2 separate regions of the Homo sapiens genome follow, and region 1 is linked to region 2. The links are chromatin loops, found by intact Hi-C in ENCODE. Cell type or tissue: heart right ventricle. All regions are shown on one strand. Each heading gives the region's core, and the rest is flanking DNA. Links, peaks and the distances in the headings are about the cores only.

Evidence for each region. Peaks named below come from ENCODE experiments on the same cell type or tissue, not always from the same donor. Only the 100,000 strongest peaks of a DNase experiment are listed, where the experiment ranks them.
Region 1: it touches region 2 in a loop (7-fold over the local background); 52 of 110 quality-filtered maps call a loop at or near these places.

What each region holds. Positions count from the first base shown.
Region 1 is chr5:42,002,159-42,010,158 of GRCh38, forward strand. It overlaps a transcript of FBXO4 not described here. Among named protein-coding and RNA genes, the nearest start is that of FBXO4, 81 kb to the left of the region's middle. In heart right ventricle, for the core only: a CTCF peak has its summit at 3,578 (motif pointing right); no DNase peak of the experiment used is centred there.
Region 2 is chr5:42,763,475-42,780,240 of GRCh38, forward strand. It overlaps CCDC152 (coiled-coil domain containing 152), which reads left to right. Exons shown (of 9, transcript NM_001134848.2): 4 at 6,123-6,191; 5 at 15,984-16,048. Among named protein-coding and RNA genes, the nearest start is that of CCDC152, 15 kb to the left of the region's middle. In heart right ventricle, for the core only: CTCF peaks have their summits at 4,222 (motif pointing left) and 4,431; no DNase peak of the experiment used is centred there; H3K4me3 peaks cover 102 bases.

The DNA of each region.
Region 1 (8,000 bases), core at 1-8,000, 760 kb before region 2:
GTAAACAGGCCACCCAAAGTACTGGTTAAAAACAAGAATGCTATGGAATGACGATGTCTATGGTTACTCAAAGTATTAAGAATGATCATAGTACCTCTTTCCCAGAGGGTCGTTGTGCACACAAAAAGAGTTATAGTAGTGCAAGGCTTAAATAAGTGCCTGCCGCACAATGAGCACCATTAAAGAGTGGCTCTCACTATGATGATCCTAACCTAACCTTGCTATATCTTCAAATTCTTTAAAATATTTTGATCAACAAAGAGATATCTCTTGAAGACTCAATCATATACCAGTAAAAACCATCAATAGGAACTTTGAAATTAAGACATTTCCTTTTATGATTGCCCAACTAAGATTTTTATTGAAGGATTTCTTTCCCTAATATAATTTTCTGTGCAAGGTAGAAGTAGCTATAGCCTTTTAGATCCTGTTTACTTTTGCATATGTGTGATAAGAGAGATGTGTCTGTGTTAAATAACGTTTTTTCCTTTTTGCTGCTCTGTATCTATGTCATCTATCTATACCATCTGTCTCTATATCTATCTATATTATCTATATCTATCTATATTATCTATGTCTTCAATGTTGCCTTCACGTGTACTCCAATAAGTGCGTGAGACATAGTGGTGTTCAACAAATCCTTGAAAAACTAAATAAATGAATAGGCTCAGATAATATAAATTTTTCTTCAATTTCAGTATACTCATGCCCTGGTGCTTAGAAGCAAACTTGCTGAGATGTTATCACCATCACCTTTTGTTTATATTTTGCATTTTGGCTTATAAAGCACATTTAGATTGTATTTCTATAATGGCACAATATATGTTGGGCATGTATTTTGTGATTCCAGTTTTACATATTATAATTGGATATGTTTTTGTAACGTAACCTGCTTAGAAACATTTTCATAAGTTATGTATTTACCCATTTTACCCTCAGAACGATTTAACGAGATAGATTATACAATCACAAAGTCTTTTCAAAGGAGAAAAAATGAACTAAGTAACTTTAAGCAACTCAGACAATAATAGAATTAGATAAGTTGTGGAGTTGAGGCAAAAATAGAGATTTAACACTTCACTTTGTCTTGAGTTACATGCTTATCTTGGGATCACCTCTTGTGTGATGAAGGATGCAGTGTTGTAATTGGCCAGACCTGACACATAAGACTTACCATGGAATTTTTTAACTACAGACACTTAAGAATGAAGGAGGGAAGAGCTATTCAAATGAAAATGTGGTACTGTTTTCAGAAGAGGAATTGAATGTTGGCTTGGTAAAAATGATAGATGAACATCGTACCATCTAGCTAGCTTATTACCACAGATGCCTGTAATTTGGCTTTCTGTATTTATTTATTTATTTATTTTTTAAATTACACTTTAAGTTCTAGGGTACATGTGCACAACGTGCAGGTATGTTACATATGTATACATGTGCCATGTTGGTGTGGTGCACCCATTAATTCTTCATTTACATTAGGTATTTCTCCTAATGCTATCCCTCCCCCTCCCCCCACCCCACAACAGGCCCCAGTGTGTGATGTTCCCCACCCTGTGTCCAAGTGTTCTCATTGTTCAATTCCCACCTATGAGTGAGAACATGTTGTGTTTGGTTTTCTGTCCTTGCTAGTTCAACCATTGTGGAAGACAGTGTGGTGATTCCTCAAGGATCTAGAACTAGAAATACCATGTGACCCAGCGATCCCATTACTGGGTATATACCCAAAGAATTATAAATCATGCTGTTATAAAGACACATGTGCACGTATATTTATTGCGGCAATATTCACAAGAGGAAAGACTTGGAACTAACCCAAATGTCCATCAATGATAGACTGGATTAAGAAAATGTGGCACATATACACCGTGGAATATTATGCAGCCATGAAAAAGGATGAGTTCATGTCCTTTGTAGGGACATGGATGAAGCTGAAAACCATCATTCTGAGCAAACTATCACAAGGTTTTCTGTATTTCTGTAGACACCTCCTTGTAAAATCATTTATTCCAAGTTATTTTATCACCCATTTCCTTCCTCCAATGTCCCATACACATACTTCTGCATTTGGAAACAGTCTTACCTATTGAAACTTTTTTTAACTTAAGAATTATATTGTAATATCTTTGGCAAATTTAACTTTCACAACCATTAAATTTGTTGATTTTAAATTAAGAAACAAAAGATCAAAATAATATGTGTGAGAGAAAGTGGGTAATTTTCTTAAGGTGAAGAGTAGAAGTACAAAGGTGGGTATATTCGAGAGGTAAAAAAAGTCTATTTAAGAGATCTAGAATCCTAAAATAATGTATGTAATACTCAATCGATTAATGAACAAAAATAGCAGAAATGTTTAAATACATAGGACCATAGAATAATACATGTAAGTTTAAAAATCATTAGGACTGGAAAAAAATTATTTGGTTTTGAAAAGTTGGTCACTTGTGCAGATTCAAAGCTCTTTCCTCTCTGACATATAGGCTGTCTTTTCTATTTCAGATAAAAATGAATTAGAATTGAGTAGGAATAACCATAAGCACACAGTCTTGATTCCAGTTCAATTTCTGCTACAAGGATAAAAAAAACAAACCACAAGAAGTTTCTACGCTTCAAATTCTTCTTCTGTAGAATGGGCGGTGGTGAGGTAGGGTGGTGAGTTAGGGTCAACTTACATTCGACTCTACAATTCTTAGTGATGCTTTTGAATTTACAGTTGGAATGGACACTAAAACCATGTTTTTCATCCTCTTCATCTTATAGATGTGGAAACTGAGGGACGGAGGCATTGATTGATTGATCTAAATGAACACATAGCTGGTTATTTTCAACACTGGTTAGCAAATTGCCTGAAACAATTGATGAAAACTTGCTGCAGGGGGGTGGGTAATATAATGCTTCTCTCTCACCTCATCATCTCCAAACTTTCAGCCATTCATGTTCCATGTTATTTTATTCTAAATAAAACATCTTGGAAGAGGAAGGCAAAGTAGAGAAGAGAAGATACAGCCGGAGAACCTGAGGGTTGCTGGAGAGGACTCATCTTCTGATGTAATATAACAGTGAAGCTCTTTCTAAGAAATTGAAACAGAGTTTTACCTTGTTCTCCCTTGTTCAAAGTTCAAATTATAAACTTTATTTGCTTCATAAGTATACTTTGTGATGGCTATACGTGCACAGTTCTTAGGAGGGATTTTGAACTGCACTCTAATGCAGTGCTTCCAACTTGGCTTATCTTGAAAGCTAATTGAAGTGAAAGACTATAAAAACATTTACAAACCATTTTCAGATTTCTGAAGGTGTTTAAAATGAAGATTTATATTTTTCCTTTCTCCACAAGTTCCTAACTCAGCTGATATTCTCTAATCACTGAAGAAATCTCTCTTCTCATTCTGAGTCCTCCATCTGAACTTTTATTGCATATTGGCTACTTTTCAGAGAATAATGCTCTTAACTGTTGGGATTATTTTGCTTGAATATATTTTTGGCATTATTTCATTCTGAGGAAGAGGGTTTCCTCCATGCTTTATTCCAGCTGTACAGAAGTTGATCAAATCTGTGCTGTATCACCCCTTCCTTACCAGTAGGGGGCAACTGAGAATTTTTAACCAAGTCTTTTAAACTCATTTCTATTTAAAAGAAGCCACAGTGGTCAAGTTCTATTTGTTTTTGACCTCCTCTTCTATCACCCAAGCAAACTTTTTAGATTTCCTCTTTAAAAAAACCAGTGACCCGCTATTGCCTATCAGTAACTTTTCAACCCCTTAGCCTGGATCCTAAGGCCCCCTGTGACCTAACATTTACTGATGAAGCCCTGCCTCTCTTCCCCTCTTTCCATATTGAGTGCTATCATGTAACTAGTGTTCCCAAATGTTTGGCTCTTTTGTATTTATGCACCTCAAAAATATATTGACATATGTTGACATATTTTTGAGGTGCACAGATACAAAAGCTTAGCTTAGCCTAAGCTGAAAGCACTGCCTGAGTTTTCATAAAATCAGTTTCACGAAATTACAGTTCAATTACTACATTTCTATCATCTCACTAGTCAAGAAATACTGACATTTCCTCTTAATATCAGTAAATAATTTTTAAAAACCAGAAGTTCTTCATGGAAATGCTAACCAAAAGTTTATTTTCTATTATCTTAAAGGAGAAAAACTGTAATGTGTTTTATATCATGCCAAGGACCCCTAATTAATTTCTAAAATGCTGCTACAATATATCAAAGTACCTACCTATAAGCAAGAATTATGTTAGGCTACAAATAGTTAAACCAAACAGCAGTTACTTTACATAAAATAATATATGTAACATACTATGATCTAAACACCTTGGCAACATGGAGTGGGAAATAGTATATAGCAATAAGTAAATTTCCTTTAAAAGTACAGCGAAAAATTACATTTAAAAAGTCAATTTTTTGTCTAAACTGTTACTCATCAAGTAATGTGTAAATATGAAGTTTGAAGAAAGTTGAGAAGGAAGAAAGGAAGAAGGGTCTTAATAGCCTTTGTTTGACACTGGTTGTGGAAAGTATTGCTGGGGGCAAATTGGGTAGTAATAGAGAAATTTTAGGCAAACCATCAGTTTCAGAGTAATTAATTGTGATTCTCCTTCACTTTGGTTCTGTTGAAGATACACAAAGAAATGCTTTGCAGAATATAGCCAAGGCTTTAAGATAAAACATTTGCAAAATGGAGCTTTGCCTACATTCCTAAGGTTCATGCTGATATATATATATATATATATATATATATATGTATATACACACACATACATACATATATATACATGACATATATACATAAACATGATATATATCAATATTATATATATCTATATATTTTTGGGAGGGATACAATACTTATTATGTGTTGAACTGCCTCCCTTCACCCAAATTCTTATGTTGAAGTCCTAAGCCTCACTACTACCTCAGGATGTGATCTTATTTGGAAATTTACTTGCAGATCTTTACAGAAGTAATCAAGTTAAAGTGAGGTCATTAAGGTGGGCCCTAATCTGATGTTACTGATGTCTTTATAAAAAAAGGACATTTGGACACAGAGTGAGGCCCTGTCTCTAAAAAAATAGTATGAAACAATGTATATTGTACTTTTTATGAATGATTTATGATATTTTCATTTTTATCATATTTTTACTGCCTATGAATTGACTTTAGATTCTTAACCTCTTTTGAGATGTAAAGATCTGCAAATAATTTGTATTAAAAGTAATTTAAAAAGTATTAGCCATCTTCTAAGACGTGTAAATTTGCAAACTACTCAGGGGCAGAAATACATATTCTTTCTATTTCTTAGACACAGTATTTAATAACTACTAACTACATATTATCCGTAGATAAGTGTTACTCCTGAGGGAGAAAACTTTTCTATTGCAAACACTCCTTGATTAATCTGAGTACCCAGTCCCTTGCTTAATCTCTGTAGCTTTCACAGGTTGGACAATTCCAATAGTTCTAATGCAACATTCACTTTCACCTAGAGCTAATAAACGTTTGATTCTTAGGTGATCCAACTCATTGGGCATCAATAGTTTTTTAAATATATTCAAGCATTATTGCAAAACTATAAAATATTATGTCTTTTTGTACTTGAACAGTAAGAGTATCCTACTGGTGGAGTGGCGCCAACATATAGTAGACTAATCCCAATTATTTCTAGAATTGGGTGGTAGTAGGGGCTGCTCCCTAGTTAGTATTCGCATAGGAAAAGATCTACTCAAGCAAAACTTTTTTTCTAGTCATTTGTTTTCATTTGGGATCATGAGACAGTTAATAATTTGGAGTAGGTACAGAGAAGGGAAAGAACAGCCACAAGAAAAGAAAAAGAATTAATAATGGACTCAGGAAGAATCACATGAAGATGACTCTCATTAAAAATCAATGAGACATTGTGATGTTACCATTAAGTTATTGCTAAGAGAGTTGGAATCCAGAGAAAGTTGAGTCTACTGGGTAACATGCCAATAATAGGAAATACATTGGACACATATTTGCCCAGGGATAATTTCAGTTAATGATGCAACAAAATCAATAGGTGAAGGGTGTTCCATTATCTTACATTAAGCTAACCTGTTTTAATGAGGAGCAAAGTATTGAGGTACCAAGGCTGCATGACTCTGACCCTTGTTTTGAGTTTTAGGGAGCTAGACATACCAGCCTGATTGCTTTCTGTTTTTCCTCCTGATTCTAGAAAAGGAAATTCTGTGACCAGAGCTCCTAAGGGTAAATTTGGGCAGGCTGTTTGAAAATGTTTCAGGGGATTTGTTTTGATATGCACCATGGATCCTTGTCCGGATTTCTGTACTGATTTCTTCCAACTGACTATGGTCCTAACTGTGACCCCTGCTCCTCTGTGCCCTAAGACTTTGTGCCTACAGACATGTCTAACTAAGTAAGAGTCATAGGAATCACACCCATGATCTTGGTTATATTGCCTCTTTGTGTGTGGGGGAATCTCTTTTAATCCTCCTGTCCAGAAGTGCCTTAACATGGATTTAATTATTTAATCATTAATATTATCATGTTTTTCTAAACTCCATAAAATTTTTGCTTGAATTTTTAATGTGTGATTCTTGGATTTTTAGTATTTGACACTTTAGATTTCTAATTACGTTTTATTGACTGTAAAAGTAAGCTGATCTCTGTTCCAACACTGTCCCAGGTTGATGGGAGAGCATGAGCTGGATCCACCTATTGTGTCTTAGGCCAGGCAAGGGGTTTCATTCCTTTCTAGATCACCATCTATTGCCCAGAGGTCTGCCATTTTCTCTTTTCTAGAGAGATACAAGTGTTCTGGACCATTGAAAGGGAGATTATTCTATGTATGGTAGATAGGATGGAGGTTAAGTAAGTTTTTAAAGCACATAGGCCTCATTCCCGCTAGACTTTCAATAGGTAATCTCCTATCTACTGTCAATGAGAAGGGCAACAGAGGCAGTGCTTCAGGGCAGGTGCTGTGCAGTTATCATTTAATGAAGACTGCAGTATTTCTAAGCACTAACACCTGATCTGGCCACTGACTTAGCTCTTATTTGCTCCCTGTTTCTCCCTAATCTGTTTAACTATCCATGTCTGACAAAGTCAGGCCAATTCTTCAGTGTCTAGACTTTAACTCTTGCGTTCCTTTGGCTTCCCTTCTCTTCATCCCCTACCCTGTGAAACCTTTACCTACTCTGGGAATTGGAGTGTGTGTGTATGTGTGTGTGTGTGTGTGTGTGTGTGTGTGTGTGTGTGTTGCAGAGGGGACTTCAATCTTCTAAATATTTTCCATCCTTCTTTTAGACTGTGGCTTTGGAAAACTTTTCTACTTTTGTTATCTGATTTTGAACTGCTAGGGCTTAGGGGTACAAGTGACTGAATCACAATGGGCTAAGTGGAGCTTATTTCAAAATGATTTTTTAATTTTCTGACTTTAAATAAAATGACTACTTGTGGAACATGTTTAGCACAGGCAGTCTGTGGATGTGGGGTGCAGCAATGATGCTGCACATCTCTGTCTCATCAGTCACTGGACTGTTACATAATTGCTTGTTCATAAGTCTTTCTCCCATAGAAGACTAAGTGTTCCTTTTAGTTTAAATTTTAAATTAAATAACATCAATTTATCATTTCAACCATTTCTAAGTGTGCAGATTAGTGGCACTAAGAACATATATGTTGTTATGCAATTATTACCACCATGTATGTATCTCCACAACTTTTAAATCTTCCCAAACTAAAACTCTATACATATTAAATGACAACTCCCAATTCCCTCTCCTTTCATTATCTGGCAACCACTGTTGTACTTCATGTCTCTATAAATTTGATTACTCTAGGTACCTTAGGTAAGTAGAATCATACAGTATTTGTTATTTTGTGACTGTTTTATTTCACTTAGCATAATGTCACTTAGCATAATTATAAGGTACCTTGATTAGGTACATTAGGTAAATAGAATCATACAGTATTTGTTCTTTTTTGAATCTTTTATTTCACT
Region 2 (16,766 bases), core at 814-8,813:
AGACACAGTATGGAAAGGGTGAGGGTAGGGGAAAAGTAACTACAAAGTGGAGAAGCCTGACAAATACTACCTCAGCAGAAGATCAACATAAATTGTTATATCATATTGATAGTATATACTCTCGATAAGATACAATAAAGATGGCAATTCTGTGGTCTTTCTCCCCAAAACCCATAACCCTAGTCTAATCATGAAATAAATATCAGAAAAATTCTCATAGACATTACAAAATACCTGATCAGTATTTGCAAAACTGTCAGAGTCATCAAAACTAAGGAAACTCTGAGATATTGTCACAGCCAAGGTTTGAAGATATAGCCCTAAAAAGTAAAGTTTATTAAAAGTTAAAAAGATGAAACCACAGAAAAACTAGAAGAGAAATGTAGGGTTTTTATTTTTATAATGGAGAAGGACTTTCTAAGTGTATGACACAGCATATAGAAACAATCAAAGAAAGGATTTGTACTTTTGACTCTAAAAATTAATAAACTTTTTGGAGCAGTTTTAGGTTTACAGAAAAAAATTGAGTGAAAGTACAGAGAGTTTCCGTATACTCTCTCACCCCACCACTTCCCTATTACTAATATCTTGCATTAGTATGGTACATTTGTTACAGCAGATGTGCCAATTGATCCACTATTATTAACTAAATTTCGACCAGGCATGGTGGCTCACACCTGTAATCCCAGCACTTTTGGAGGCCGAGGAGGGTGGATCACGAGGTCAGGAGTTCAAGACCAGACTGGCCAAGATGGTGAAACCCCGTCTCTACTAAAAATACAAAAATTAGCCGGGCATGGTGGCAGGCGCCTGTAATCCCAGTTACTCGGGAGATTGAGGGAGGAGACTTGCTTGTATATTCAAACATTTGAAGAAGAAATAATACCAATCCTACTCAAACTGTTCTGAAAAACAGAGGAGGAGGAGGAGGGAATACTTCCACACTCATTCTACAAGGCTGATATTACCCTGATACCAAAATCAGACAAAGACACATAAAAAAAAATAACTACAGGCTAATATCTCTGATGAATACTGATGTAAAAATCCTCAAAGTACTAGCAAACCAAATTCAACAATACATTAGAAAGATCTTTCATCATGACCAAGTGGGATTCATCCCTTGGATGCAAGGATGCTTCAACATATGCAAATCAACCAATGTGTTACATCATATCAACAGAATGAAGGCTAAAAATTATATGACCATTTCAATTGATGCTGAAAAAGGATTTGATAAAATTCAACATTCCTTCATGATAAAAACCCTCAAAAAACTGAGATAGAAGAAACATAACTCAACATAATAAAAGCAATATATGACAGACCCAAAGCTAGTACCATACTGAATGGGGAAAAACTGAAAGCCTCTCCTCTAAGATCTGGAACATGACAAGAATGTCCACTGTCACCACTGTTATTCAACATAGTACTGGAAGTCCTAGCTAGAGCAATCAGACAAGAGAAAGATATAAAGGGCATCCAAATTGGAAAGGAAGAAGTCAAATTATTCTTGTTTGCAGATGATATGGACTTACATTTGGAAAAACCTAAAGACTCAACAAGAAAACTATTAGAATAAACAACTTCAGTAGAGTTGCAGAATACAAAATCAACATACAAAACTCTGTAACATTTTTATATGCCAACAGTGAACAACCTAAAATAGAAATTTAAAAAGTAATCCCATTTACAATAGCTACAAATAAAATTGAATACCTAGGAATTAACCAACAAGTGAAAGATCTCTATAATGAAAACTGTAAAACACTGATGAAAGAAATTGAAGAGGACACCAAAAAATGGAAAAATATTCCATGTTCTTGGATTGGAAGAATCAATATTGTTACAATCCCCGTACTACTCAAAGGAATCTACAGATTCAATGCAATGCCTATCAAAATACCAGTGACATTCTTCAAAGAAATAGAAAAAACAATCTGAAAATTTGTATTGAACCACAAAAGACCCAGAATAGCCAAAGCTGTCCTAAGCAAATGAAAAAAACTGGAGGAATCATATTACCTGACTTCAAATTATACTACAGAGCTACAGTAAGCAAAACAGTATGATACTGGCATAAAAACAGACACATAGACCAATGTAATAGAATAGAGAACCCATGAACAAATCCACACATCTATAGTGAGCTCATTTTTGACAAAGGTGCCAAGAACATACACTGGGGAAAAGACAGTCTTCAATAACTGGTGCTGGGAAAACTGGATATTCATATGCAGAAGAATGAAACTAGATTCCTGTCTCTCACCATATACAAAAATAAAATCAAAATGGATTAAAAACTTAAATCTAAGACTTCAAACTATGAAACTGTTACAAGAAGACATCAGGGAGATTCTCCAGGACATTGGTCTGGGCAAAGATTTATTGAGCAATAACCCACAAGCACAAGCAACCAAAGCAAACACAGACAAATGGGATCACATCAAGTTTAAAAGCTTCTGCACAGCACAGGATACAATTAACAAAGTGAAGAGACAACCCACAGAATGGGAAAAAATATTTGCAAACTACCCCTCTGACAAGGGATTAATAACTAGAATATGTAAGGAGCTCAAACACCCCTATAGGAAAAAAATCTAATAATCCAATCCAAAAATGGGCAAAAGATTTGAATAGACATTTCTCAGAAGAAGACATACAAATGGTAAACAGGCATATGAAAAGGTGCTCAACATCATTGATCATCAGAGAAATGCAAATCAAAACTATAATGAAATCTCATCTCATCCCAGTTACAATGGCTTATATCCAAAAGACAGGCAATAACAAATGCTGGTGAGGATGTGGAGAGAAGGGAACCCTCGTACACTGTTGATGGGAAGGGAAATTAGTACAATCACTATGAAGAACAGCCTGGAGGCTCTTTGAAAAAATGAAAATAGAGCTACCATAGGACCCAGCAATCCCACTGCTGGGTATATACACAGAAGAAAGGAAATCAGTATGTTAAAGAGAGATCTGCACTCTTTGTTGCAGCACTGATTACAATAGCCAAGATTTGGAAGAAACCTAAGTGTTCATCAACAGATGAATGAATAAAGAAAATGTGGTACTTATACACAATGTAGTATTATTCAACCATAAAAATGAATGAGATCCTGCCATTTGCAACAACATAGATGGAAGTGGAGATCATTATGTTAAGTGAAATAAGCCAGGCACAGAAAGACAAACATCATATGTTCTCATTTATGGGATCTAAAAGTCAAAACAATTAAACTCATGGACATAGAGAGTAGAAGGATGGTTACCAGAGGCTGGGAAGGGTAGTGGGGGGCTGGAAGGGAGGTGGGGTTGGTTAATGAGTATAAAAAAATAGAAAGAATGAATAAGACCTACTATTCGTTAGCACAGTAAGGTGACTACAGTCAATAATAACTTAATTGTACATTTTAAAGTAACTTAAAGAGTGTAACTGGATTGTTTATAACTCAGTTGATAAATGCTTGAGGGGATAGATACGCCATTCTCCATGATGTGCTTATTTCACATTGCATGCCTTTATCAAAACATCTCATGTACCCCATAAATATATACACCTACTATGTAACCACAAAAATTATTTTTAAGAAATACAATTTTATTTGTTCTAAATCTAATGTCCTTTCTGCTGGATAGTACTTAGCAAAAAGCATAAGTTGTCATAAGAATGACAACTTATGGAGCCAAGTGTGTAATAATTCACTTAGGAAGGAGGGGCAAACTACACATGATCAAATTTATTCAACAACAAAGAATGATATATGGACATTTTATTTTCTGCATTTGATGCCAGACAGATAAATAATTTATTTGCCAGTTAAAGATAGTAATAATATTAGTATTGAGAATCAAGTACTGCAGGAAACTCTTTACATGTATAATTGCTTTTAATATTTGCAACTATTGTATGAAATACATATTAATATTCATATTTTTGGTTAATCTTAGAGCCCACATTTGAGCTCAAAATGATTATTGATTTACTAAATTATACAGTATAAGAAATAGCTTAATATTCTGACCTCTGGTTTTTAGGAAGAATTTAATAGGCCAGCATTTTCAACTTACACAGTAAAGTCCAACAACAACAACAACAACAAACAGTGTGGATTAAATTTTGCAAAGAGAATTAAAAGCCATTGTTCAAAATTAGTGAATGGTATTCTCGTGAAGAATTTATCTATGCTCCATTGTAGAAAAATGTGGTGAGAGAGCCACCTTGTGTTTAAGTTTTGAAAATACACATTTTTGAAACATTCAGTTGCAGGGTTCTGTTCTCAATTTACGGATTACTGAAGTAACTTCAGCTACTATATTCTATGAATCACTGGATTCATTATTCTAAAAGGCACAAAGACAAGTGATGGCAGAGTCTGTCTATGCCTCTTTAATTTTTGAATTCTATCAGTTAGCACAGTGACACTCATGAAGCAGATTCTCAGCTAATTTCTGTCAAATGTAATTTAACCGTTATTCTCTTACTGGGAAATAGCAGGATAGAGAAAATGGAGGATGAGGGGAACTTTGAGTAGATGGTGGGGATGGTAGGGAGAGCAGGGAGGAGTGAAGAGCCACAATAGCACCTTATAGCATCACAAAGCTTTAAACTTCTGCAAAATACTCTCATTTCTATCAGCATAGTTGAAAAAGTACATGAGACTGAGTGCAGAATCTCTAATTAAAAGGTGAAAAGTTTTGAATTCTCCCTTCACAGTATTGGTTCTTTCATTCAGTCGACAAAACATATGTTATTTTCATACCAGAGATTCCCTACTTACCCCTTATCTGCTTCAGCTTACTGTGATATTACCTATCAACCCAATAATCACTGAACAAATATTTGTGGATTGCCTACTATGGACCACAAGTGTCCTAAACAGTAGGAATCAATAGTAAGCAAAACAAAACAGTCTCTGCTGTTGTAGCCCTAATAGCCAAGTGGATTTCTAAAGTAATGAAATTACCACTACTATTGCTGTCCATCTTGGCTGTTGCTGGTGGCTACCAATATTATAGTCAAGGCTTGAATGCGCATGTCAAGGCTCTAATATTTGCAATGAAACTTCTATCTTCTATTATGTCAGCAGCCATTGGCAGCACAGTTGCTGAAGCCTTGGAACACTACTTACTGAGTTTTTACTCCTTTTATTGCTAATCTCTTGGTCTAAGACTCAAGCCTAAGTACTAAGAGGATAGACTGGAAGATAGAGTAAGAAAAGCATTGTCTTATACCACACAATTGTACCACACATTGTCTTATACCAAAACAATATAATTTGACTCCCTTTCCTTAGGATGTTCTTTCCTGGAAGATTTGCATGGACATACTTCTTATAGTTCCCCAGATATATGCAGGTGTGCCTTACTACTTAGGGCAGAGATTGCTTAGGCACATGGTAGGACCCATACTATTCTGTGCTTTAGGAAAGTCATTACCAAGTTTTGAAATTCATTTGGCTTAATGAGTGAGTTAAAAGTAAAGGCTCACACCTATAGTCCCAGCATTTTAGGAGACCAAGGGGGGTGGATCACCTGAGGCAGGTGGATTACTTGAGGTCAGGAGTTCGAGACCGCATGGCCAACATGGTGAAACGCCGTCTCTACAAAAATATACAAAAACTAGCCAGACATGGTGACGCGTGCCTGTGATCCCAGCTGCTCAGGAGGCTGAGGCAGGAGAATTACTTGAGCCTGGGAGGCGGAGGTTGCGTGAGCCGACATCGTGCCACTGCACTTCAGCCTGGACGACAGGGCAAGACTCTGTCTCAAAAAAAAAAAAAATTATATTTTTCCTTTATATAATTTTATTTAAGGTGCTTGGCTGCTTTATTAATATCTTGTAATTTCAAATTAAATATTATTATTATTATTTTTAGAGACAGGGTCTTGCTCTGTCACTCAGGCTGGAGTGCAATGGCATGAGCATAGCCCCCTGCAGCCTTGAACTCTTGGGTTCAAGTGATCCTCCTGCCTCAGCCTCTTGAGTCAATAGGACTACAAGGCACACATCACCATGCCTGGCTTAAATATTATTTTATTTTAATAATTTCAACTGAGAGAATAATTCCAAAATGAAAGCAAGGGATTTTAAAATAAATTTATCTTTTATATTTCAGAATGTGCTACTCTTCATAATATAATAAAAGGGCTACAACAGACCATTGAATATCAACAGAATTTGAAAGGTAAGTTAGAAAAAAAAGTAAAATCTAAAAAAGCATTGTGTATTTGAGCACCTTTAAAAATAGGAAGTTTTTACATGGTTGATAATAAATTTCAATTTGTCAGCTAAAAGAGGACTCCTTACTACTTAAAAATACTTTCCTAGATGATTATGAAATAAGAAATGTTATCCTGAACAGAACAATTCAGTCATGTTCTATCTGATAGTGACATAAAGGGATGTTTTACATAGGTCATATAGTTATTACCTTCAAAAATTTAGAACTCTATTTATTCTCAGTAGCATTCTTGGTCTTTAATAATCTTGTGTTCAGTTTTGAAGAGTGGATATTACTAGTTAAACCATAATTTTTTATTTAAACCACAGTGATAGTTTACCATTTAATTTTTTTGTCATAGACTAAGACTATATTTGTGCAAGTGAAGTCAACACATTCAGCTTATCTTATCTGTAACAATCATGTTAATCAAACAGGCCTACCATTCACAAAACAGACCAAGTATTTTGTGCTGTTCTGACTCAGCTGTGATGGCTGTGAGATTTTCTTCTACTATATCAGAGATTAGACTAAATTGCCTTAAAGGCCCCTTCCACATAAAACTCACATCAAATAAGCATTTCTCATCTTAGACCTCTGCCTTTATTTTAAAACAAGCACCTTATATATGTGAGATAAAATATTGATCTTATATGTGATTCCTGTAATTTGGAGTGTTAAAAAGGGGCACTCATGCTCCTATTTCAATGCCAGGGCTCAAAACAACTTTTCCCTTCCTTGTGACTAAAATACCACACCCAGCTGGGTTCTCTATTCTGTTCCATAATCTACATGTCTTTTTTTTTTTAACAGTGCTGTACTGTTCTGATTATTGTAGCTCTATAATATATTTTGAAATTAGGTAGTGCAGTGGCTCCAGGTTTGTTCTTTTTACTCAAGATTGCTTGGGCTATTTGAGGTCTTTTGTGTTTCCATATGGATTTTAAGATTGTTTTGTCTACTTCTGTAAAGAATGTCATTGGCATTTTGATAGCGATTGCATTAAATATGCAGATCATTTTAGATAGTATGGACATTTTAATAATATTCTTCTAATCTATTTATCTGTGTCTTCTTTCATTTCCTTCATCAATGTTTTATTACTTTCAGTGTACAAGATTCTCACCTTCTTTGGTGTACAAGATTCTCACCTTCTTTGGTTAATTCTTAAGTATTTTTATTGCCATTATGTATAGGATTGTTTCTTAATTTCCTTTCCAGATATTTTGTAATTTGTATATAGAAATGTGATCGATTTTTATATGTTGATTTTGTATACTGCAACTTTACTGAATCTGTTTATTAGTTCTAATAGGTTTTCTAAGTATATAGTCATGTCATCTGCGAATATGGATAATTTTCTTCTGTTCTGATTTGGATGCCCTTTATGTCTTTCTCTTTCCTAATTGCTCTAAGATTTCCAACACTATGTTGAAAAGAAGAGGCAAAAATGCTAAACACACTCCTGAACAATCATTGAGTCAAAGAATAAACCAAAGGAATTTTTAAAGTATCTGAGACAAATGAAAACACAACATACCAAAACCTATAGGATACAGCAGAAGACATTTTAATGGGGAAGTTTATGGCTGTAAAGCCTAAATTTAAAAGGAAAAAATATATATATATCCAATAAGTAATCTATCTTTACACCTCAAGGAACTAGAAAAAGAACAACAAATTAAGCCCAAAGGTACTCAAAGGAAAGAAATAATGAAGATTATAGGATAAATCAATCAAATAGAAAATAAAAAACAACAGAAAATTTAACAAAACTAGGAGTTTGTTTTTTTTGAAAAAATAAACTAAATTGACAAATGCTTGGCTACACTGAAAAAAAAAGAAAGATGTCAATATATAAAAGCAGAAATGAAAGAGAAGACGATACAACTGAAATCCTAGGGGGCGTGAGGAGGATAATAAGGGACTATTAAGAGCAACTATATGCCACCAAACTGGATAACCTAGAAGAAATAGTCAAATACCTAAGAATATACAACCTGCCAAAACTGAGTCAGAAATAGTCGGAACACACCAATGACAAATAAGGAGATTGAGTAAATAATCAAAAATCTCCCACCAAAGAAAAGCCCAGGATGAGGTGGCTTCATGGGAATTCTATTAAACACTCAAAGAAAAAGTAATACCGCTTTTTCTTAAACTCTTTCAAAAAATAAAAGCAAAGGGAACACTTCCAAACTCATCCTATGAGGCCAGCATCACCCGGACACCAAAATCAGACAAAGACACTGCAAGGAAAGAAAATTACATCCCAATATCCCTGATAAACACAGACTCAAAAATCTTCAATAAAATACTATCAAATAAAATTCAACAGCCCATTAAAAAGATCATATATCCTAACCAAGTGGGATTTATCCCTGGGATGCAAGTATGGTTCTGTATACACAGATCAATCAATGTGATACACCATGTGTTTTCTATTTATTATCAAAATGAATAGAAAAAAACACATGAACACCTCAATAGATACAGAAAAAACATTTGACAAAATTCAACATCCACTCATGATTAAAACTCTCATGAAATAGGCATAGATAGAGAAGATAATAGGCATGGAAGGATCTTGCCTTAACACAATAAAGGCCATAGATGAAAAGCTCACAGCTAACATCATAATCAATGGGAGAAAACAGAAAACTTTCTCTTTAAGATCCAGTACAAGGCAAGTACAAGTTTTAAAATAGCCTTTCTTGGCCGGGCGCTGTGGCTCACGCCTGTAATCCATATCCTGGCCAACATGGTGAAACCCCGCCTCTACTAAAAAAAAATACAAAAATTTGCTGGGCGTGGTGGCACATGCCTGTAATCCCAGCTACTCGAGAGGCTAAGGCAGGAAAATCACTTGAACCAGGGAGTTGGAGGTTGCAGTGAGCCGAGATCGCACCGCTGCACTCCAGCCTGGCTGCAGAACGAGACTCCGTCTCAAAAAAAAAAAAAAAAATAGCCATTCTTAAAAATGAATATTGTATGATGTCTCTTGCAAATAAATGATGACTCATTGAGTTCACTTTCCCAATGCTTTTACAAGCCTTGATTGAGCAAGGTAATAGATAAGAACTATCTATATTTGACCATTTTCATCCAATTGATTGCCAAGATAGTATGATTAATCTGCTTATTTAAGCTACCCAGTGGTTTCCTTTCCAATAGCTCTTTTCTCTCCTTAACAGGAAACGGTTTTTCTTTTTCAGACATTCACCCTTCATTCACTTAACCATATGCCTCAGGGGAAGCTGATCGCATCCAAGCTCCAAGGGAGTTCTTTTGGAATAATTTTCCTCTCTCCCAAGAGATGGACTATGTTCTTCTGGTTGTTATAAGACTGTATATAATGCCTAAAATTGTTTCAGATTTCTTGTTTCTAGTCTAAAAATCATGCCAGCAGGATGATTTTGGAGGATAGCAAGAAAAGTAAACTAAAAGGATCTGGTTTTTTGGTAACATTATTGAGCTGATTAATCAATTACCCTTTGGGTTTAAGAGACTTTTCAGTTACAATGAGAGAAATGCTACCTTCCTTTAGTCTTATCAATGAATCTTTTCAGTAGGGACTTATGGATTATGTAAAAGATAATTCAATGAGATGTAGAAAAAAATTGCAATTCTTATTTATCTTTATTTTCATCTGAAAATTCAAAGCCAGTCATCTTACAAAAATTTAATAACTGGGATAATATTCCTTTTTCTATCTATAAGTTAATTATATGTCACGCATGATACACAAGGTTCTTTCTCTGAGGAGAATGGGAGTTCTAAAACTGAACAATTGCATGTTTACTTTTTCCCCTAGTTTCAGTGTATGGCCATGTAGTACAGTTTATATGTTTCTGGATAAGAGGATTGATAGATAAAATTAGCTAGTTCTAATCAAACTAATCCTTTCAAAATGGACAAGTAGTTTTAAAAAATAAAACATATATTGAGGACAATAATAATTACAATAATGCAAGCACAAGCCAACAATAAGAAAGTATCAGAGCTGTCACTTCTCCTACCCCCATACAAGCTCTTTATCAGGCATATTAAGTTAAAAAGTAGTGAAAGTCTGTTAGACTTGAAAAAATGTCAGCCAACAGTGGCCAATTAACTGATTTTGGAAAATTAATTTATGGAAAAACCATTGTATCTTTAGAAATGGTTCCACCATTAAGCAACTTCAGGGCTGAAAATGTGTCCCTTTTAAGTATTCTCACTTGCACATAAAACTTGGAAATAGAATTCTAACTTTAATGAAAATCCTTCAAACGTACCTCATCTTTCTGGTAAAACATATAAGGATCTCAGAAGTTGTCACGCCCTGCTAACAACAAGTAAAACATTGAGCAAACTGAAAAATCAACAATTCTTAGACTTTTGATCAGAGAACTGAGGTCGCAGGACAAACTGATGCATCTAAAATTGGAGACAGGGAGGCAGACTCAGAGAATCACAACTTAACAAGAGCAGAAACCTCCCTGTTTGTCAGGCTAGGAAACCCTAAAATGTAATTTTGATGAATTGCAGATGGCTCATTGTAGTCAAATCTAAGAGATTAAAAATTTCAGGGGACCCAATCCCATAGGAGAGCCCCTATAGTTTTGTAAGTTTTACCTGTGAGAGCTCTACTAAGATCTCACAGTTAAGATATGAGAAAAATTCCCTCATGTTGTTGGCTGGAGGAGAAGAAAAGTAACCATTTTGAAATAATCCACAGCTTCTGTTCTTAACAAAGCCTGACTTGAAAGAAGCTATTTTATCTGAGCCTAAACTACTGGGGTTTTAGCCGAGGATAAGCTGCCTTAGGGGAGGAAAATATCCTATTTCAGCTCCCCCTAGCCTTCCCAACTCTAGCCCATTCTAGCCATCCCATCTCACCAAAGGGGAGAGGGACTAAGAAGCATGTGGGTAACTCACAGTCCAAAGACACAGGCTTACTGAAAGACTGAGACCTAATCATAGGACTATAGAATACTTCTCCTTCTGCAACACCTTAGGCGTTTTTACTGGTACTTGGTCTTGAGCTTTGTACAAAAAATTACAAGGCACACTAAAAGAAAAAAAATAGGCAGTTTGAAGAGACAGAGAAAGCATCAAAACCAGACACAGAAATGGCAGGGATATTGGAATTATTAGACCAGAAATTTTAAAAAACTACAGTTAATATGCTAAAGGCTCTAAACAGTGTAACACAAATGAAGAATGCCTTTGTTGGACTCATTAGTAGACTAGACATAGCCTAATGAAAATAATTTCTCAGTTTCAGGAAAGATTCTCTGAGCTTGAGAATATGTCAATAGAAACTTCCGAAACTGAAATTTCAGAAAAAAAAAAAAGACTAGGAAAAAAGTAACAAAATATTCAAAAACAGTGTAATAACTACGAAAGCTGTAACAAACACTTAATGGGAATATCAGAAGAAAAATAAAGAAAGAAAGGAACAGAAGAAACATCAGAAGCAATAATGACTGAGAATTTCCCCTAATTAATATCAGATACCAAACCACAGATCCAGGAAGCTCAGTGAACACCAAGCAGGGTAAATGCTCAAAAAACTACCCATAGGCATGTCATATTCAAACTGTAGAAAATAAAAAACAAAGAAAAAATTTTGAAACAAGTGAGGAAAATTATTTACCTATAGAGGACCAAAGATAGGAATTATACCCAGCTTCTTCTCAGGAACCATGCAAACAGTAAAGGAGTAGAGTGAAATATTTTAAAGTGCTGAGAGAGATAGAATAAAACACCAACCAATAATTCTGCATCCTGCAAAATTATTGTCCAGAAAGTAGAAATAAAGACTTTCTTAGACAAAAATTGAGGGTATTTGTTGCAAGTATACCAGCCTTGCAGGAAATGATGAAAGAGGAGAGAAGCAAAATGATATAGGCCAGAAACTTGGATCTACATAGAAAGGAAGAACATTAGAGAAGGAATAAGTGAAGGTAAAATAAAAACTTTTATTTTTCTTATTCTCAATTGATCTAACAGGTAACAATTTATTCAAAATTATAGCAACAATGTATTATTAAGTAATTATAGCTTATGCATAAGTGAAATGCATGACATCAATGACATAAGGAATGAGAGGAAGGAATTATGAATACTTTAGTATAAAGTACTTGTACTACCTGAGAAGCGGTATAATGGATTTGAAAGTGGACCTGAATTCATTGTAAATGTATATTGCAAATTCTAGGACAATCACTAAAAAAAAAAAAAAACTAAAATTAGAAGTATAATGGATTTGCTAAGAAAGAAGAGAAAATGGAATCACGTGAAATACTCAAAACCATAAAAGGCAGAAAAAGAATAGAAGACAAAAATAGGATCAAAGAACAAGGTCTATGAATAGAAAAGAGTAACAAATACGGTAGATATTAATCCAACTTTATCAAAAATCACTTTGAAAATCAATAGCCTAATACAGTTTACAAGACAGAGATTATCAGAGCGGATCAAAAAACATTACCCAACTATATCTTTCTACAAAAAAAGTCTACTTTAAATATAAAGGCACATATAGATTAAAAGCTAAGGGCTGGAGAAAGATATGCCGTGCTAACACTAAGAACACTGGAGTAGCTATCTTCATTTCAAACAGCAGATTTTTAGAGCATGAAAAATTATCCAGGATAAAAAGGGGTATTACATAATGATAAAAGGGTTAATTCTCCAAGAAGACATAAAATTGTTTTATTTATGCATCTAGCAAAGGCATCAAAAATATGTGAGTCAAAGATTTATAGAACTGCAAGGAGAAATAGATGAGTCCACTATTGTAGTTGAAGATTTCAACATTCTTCTATCAGAAAATCAGTAAGGACACAGTTGAAATCAACAATAACATCAATCAATTGACTATAATGGACATCTATAGACTATTTCATCCAACAACAGCAGAATACACATTCTCCTCAAACTTAATGAATACTCACCAAGATAGATCCCATTGTGGTTTATAAAACACACCTTAGCAAATTTGAAAGACCAGAAGTCATACAATGTCTGCTGTCAGGCCACAATGGAATTAAAGTAGACATCAAAAACAGAAAGGTAGATGAAAAATCTCAAAATATATGCAGATTAAAGAACACTTTTAAATAATACAGTGGTCAAAAAACAAATATCAACAGAAAATTTAAAATATTTTGAACTAAATAAAAATACAATTTATTAAAATTTGTGAAATGCTGCAAAAACCACAGTGCTTAAAGAGATATTTATAGCGTTAAATGTGCATATGAGAAGACAACAAAAAACTAAAATTAATTTAAGCTTCCACTTTAGGAAATAAGAAAAAGGAGAACAAATTAAATCCAAAATAAGTAAAAAAAAGAAATAACAAAAATAAAGCAGAAATTAATAAAATTGAAAACAAGAAATCAATAGAGAGCAATGAAACTAAAAGCTGTTTTTTTGAAAAGATCAATAAAATTGACAAGTCTGTAGCCAGATGAACTAAGGAAATAGGAGAGATTACTCAAGTTAATAATATCAGAAATGAAAGAAAGGACATCACTACAAATGTCATGTTCATTAAGAGGATAATAAAGGAGACCAGCCTGGCCAACATGGTGAAACCCCATCTCTACCAAAAATACAAAAATTAGCCGGGCATGGTGGTGTGTGCCTGTAATCCCAGCTACTCGGGGGCCGAGGCAGGAAAATAGCTTGAACCCAGGAGGGGGAGGTTGCAGGGAGCTAAGATCGCGCCATCGCACTCCAGCCTGGGGGACAAGAGCAAGACTTCATCTCAATATAAAAAAAAAAAAGAAGAAGAAGAAGATAATAAAGGAATACTCTGAACAACTCTGTGCTCAACTCAAATATTTGATAGCCTATGTGAAATGGACTAATTTCTTGAAAGACACAATCTGACAAACTGAAACCATCATCAGAATTAAGATTTGTATTAAATATGACCCTTAAAAGTGTAACACTTTTCCTATCGGTTTCTCATCACAACCTTTGAAAACTAATAGATTTTAGATCTTTACTTAATTTTAATACTTTGATATAATGCCTCTGCAAGTTTTATATGTGGACCCTATTTCCAAGGCTCCTTTCAATGTTACTGTACTACAGAACAAACCTTCCTAAAGCATTGTTCAGATAATGTCAAAAATCTTTACTGATTTGTCATTGTTTTGTTTAGCTAATTCTTAGTTTTGTTTATAGTCAAGGTTTTAATTTTAATACTGTGGTTTAATACCTCTGCAATAGTTTCATAAGTGGACTCTATTTCCAAGGCTCCTCTCAACTTTACTATACCACAAAACAAACCTTCCTAAAAGCATTATTCAGATAATGTCAAAAATCTTTACTGATTTGTTGTTTTGTTTAACTACTTCTTGGTTGTGTTTATAGTTAAGGTTGTAGAGGGGAAATTGTAATAGGATGTCTATTGAGGCTTTTCCTGTTTACCAGGAATTAGTGACTAGGGCACATGCCACAATTAACAACAAAATAGCTACATATTTCCATATTCTAGTGACATCTGCTAAAAAGTCGCCAAATGTTGGAGTGAGTCCAGACTGCATATATTTGCTACAACCACCTAAAGGACTGGAACCTCGAAGTTAAATAGAGAATTTTTTACCTCTCCTCATTTCCTGTCTCCACCCCCCAAGAGATGACCCAGAGGAAAGACAGGGAAGAGCAACTAAGGAGGAAACTAAGACTTCTTTCCCACTTCTATTGACTCTTTACAGCCACTGATCTAGCCAGTGATAAGGATCATGAAAACTTTCAATCAAATAGGAAATTACAGTTTTAAACCGACCTGGATGTTTAGTAATCAAAATTAACCACAGGGTTTTTAAAATTTGTTAAAAATATTAAGGTATTGTTTTCAGTTACCCAAACCAAAAACCTAAAAAGAAAAGGCTCCCCCTTTCTCTTTTGCCTCCTCTATCTAAAGGGTCACTAAATTCCTAGGTAATTCTATCATCTAAATAATAATTCTCCTCATTGCTTCCTTTTTTCCATACTGCCGCTGACGTAATTTAGGTTCCTGTTATCTCTTACTTGACCTATAGTTACTGATCTCCATTCCTCTAGGGTCAAAACCCTCTCATTCATCATCCACATTGCCAGATAATCGTTTTAGCATGTAACTCTCATTATTTCACTTCTGCACTATTCAAAATTCTTTGATGACTCCCTGTAACCTCTAAAACCAAAATCCAAAATTGTTCATCTAGAATATGTAGAATATGTCTACCTAGTGATAGGATCCCAACCTATATAGCATCTCCTGCTCACACTTTACACTTCAACAATACCGTACGTGAATTGTAGTTTTTCCAAGCTATATTCACTCAAGCCCATGGTCTTCTGTGCGATTTTCTGCATTTAGAATGCTCTCTCTTAACATGGGGTAAGCCTATCACTTAAATCTCGTCTCAAGTAGCTTCTCTTCTCTAAATCCTTTCCTGACTTCAAGCTGCCCTAGGTTTTCTTTTTACAGGTTCCTGTAGTATTTCAGATATACTGCCATTAAAGAGCAATTATCATAGCATATTATAACTACTAACACATTTGACTCAGCACTAGGCTGTAAGTTCTTTGAAGAGCAGTAACTCTTTTCACTTTCATATTCTCAGTGTCTAGCATGGTGCCTGAAGTGTAGCAGCTGCTGGATGCATGTTTGTTGAATGCATACATAATGGAAGCTAAAATGTTGAACATATTTTCATATTAATTGAAAAGTGCTATATATTATGATGTTCTTTGATTATTCTTACACAGGTGAAAATGAACAACTAAAAATAAGTGCTGATCTTATAAAAGAGAAGTTAAAGTCTCATGAACAGGTGAGTTTATGTATCATTCTATTCAGTCAAGTCCCTGTGGAGATTTATCTTTTCAAATTAGGAAAAAAAAAGAGGTTTTTAAATTAATAAACACAGCCAAATGTTTGTGGGTGTGTGTGTGTGTGGAGATATACGTATATATGCCAAAATCTTTAGTAAATGACAATTTGTTTTCAAAGCAATACTAGTTTTAAGAGTTTTTTTTTTTTACAAAATATAATGTACTAACAAATAACTTGCATTACTTTTTCTTTCTACCAAAAAGAGATGCAGTTATTTTGCTACATAATTTTCAATTATGTTAATAGAGGTTTTACTCTAGTAAACTCTATTTGTTACTACTTGTGAACTTTCTTATTATAATGTAAATGAATCTATACTCTTTATGATTTGGGTAATCATTACACCATTCCAATACAGGGGGCATTTCATGTGGATCACAAATTATTTCTCTCCCAGGAGCCACCATACCCTCTGCTACTTTTCCTTATCTCCTGTAGGAACAGTGTAGTGACAGCAGTTGTAGAACACATGAACAGCGTGTAAAAAGCATAAAAGATGCTAAATAAATGTCAGTTCCCTCTGCTCTTTGAGAGGTTCATTATGCTAACTTCCTCATCTCTCAAGAGCTAATATGTCAAATTCTAGCAGACAAAAGATCCTCAAAACTCAAGTTGAATCTATAGGAGCTTTCAACTTGAAGAATCTTCTCTAAATT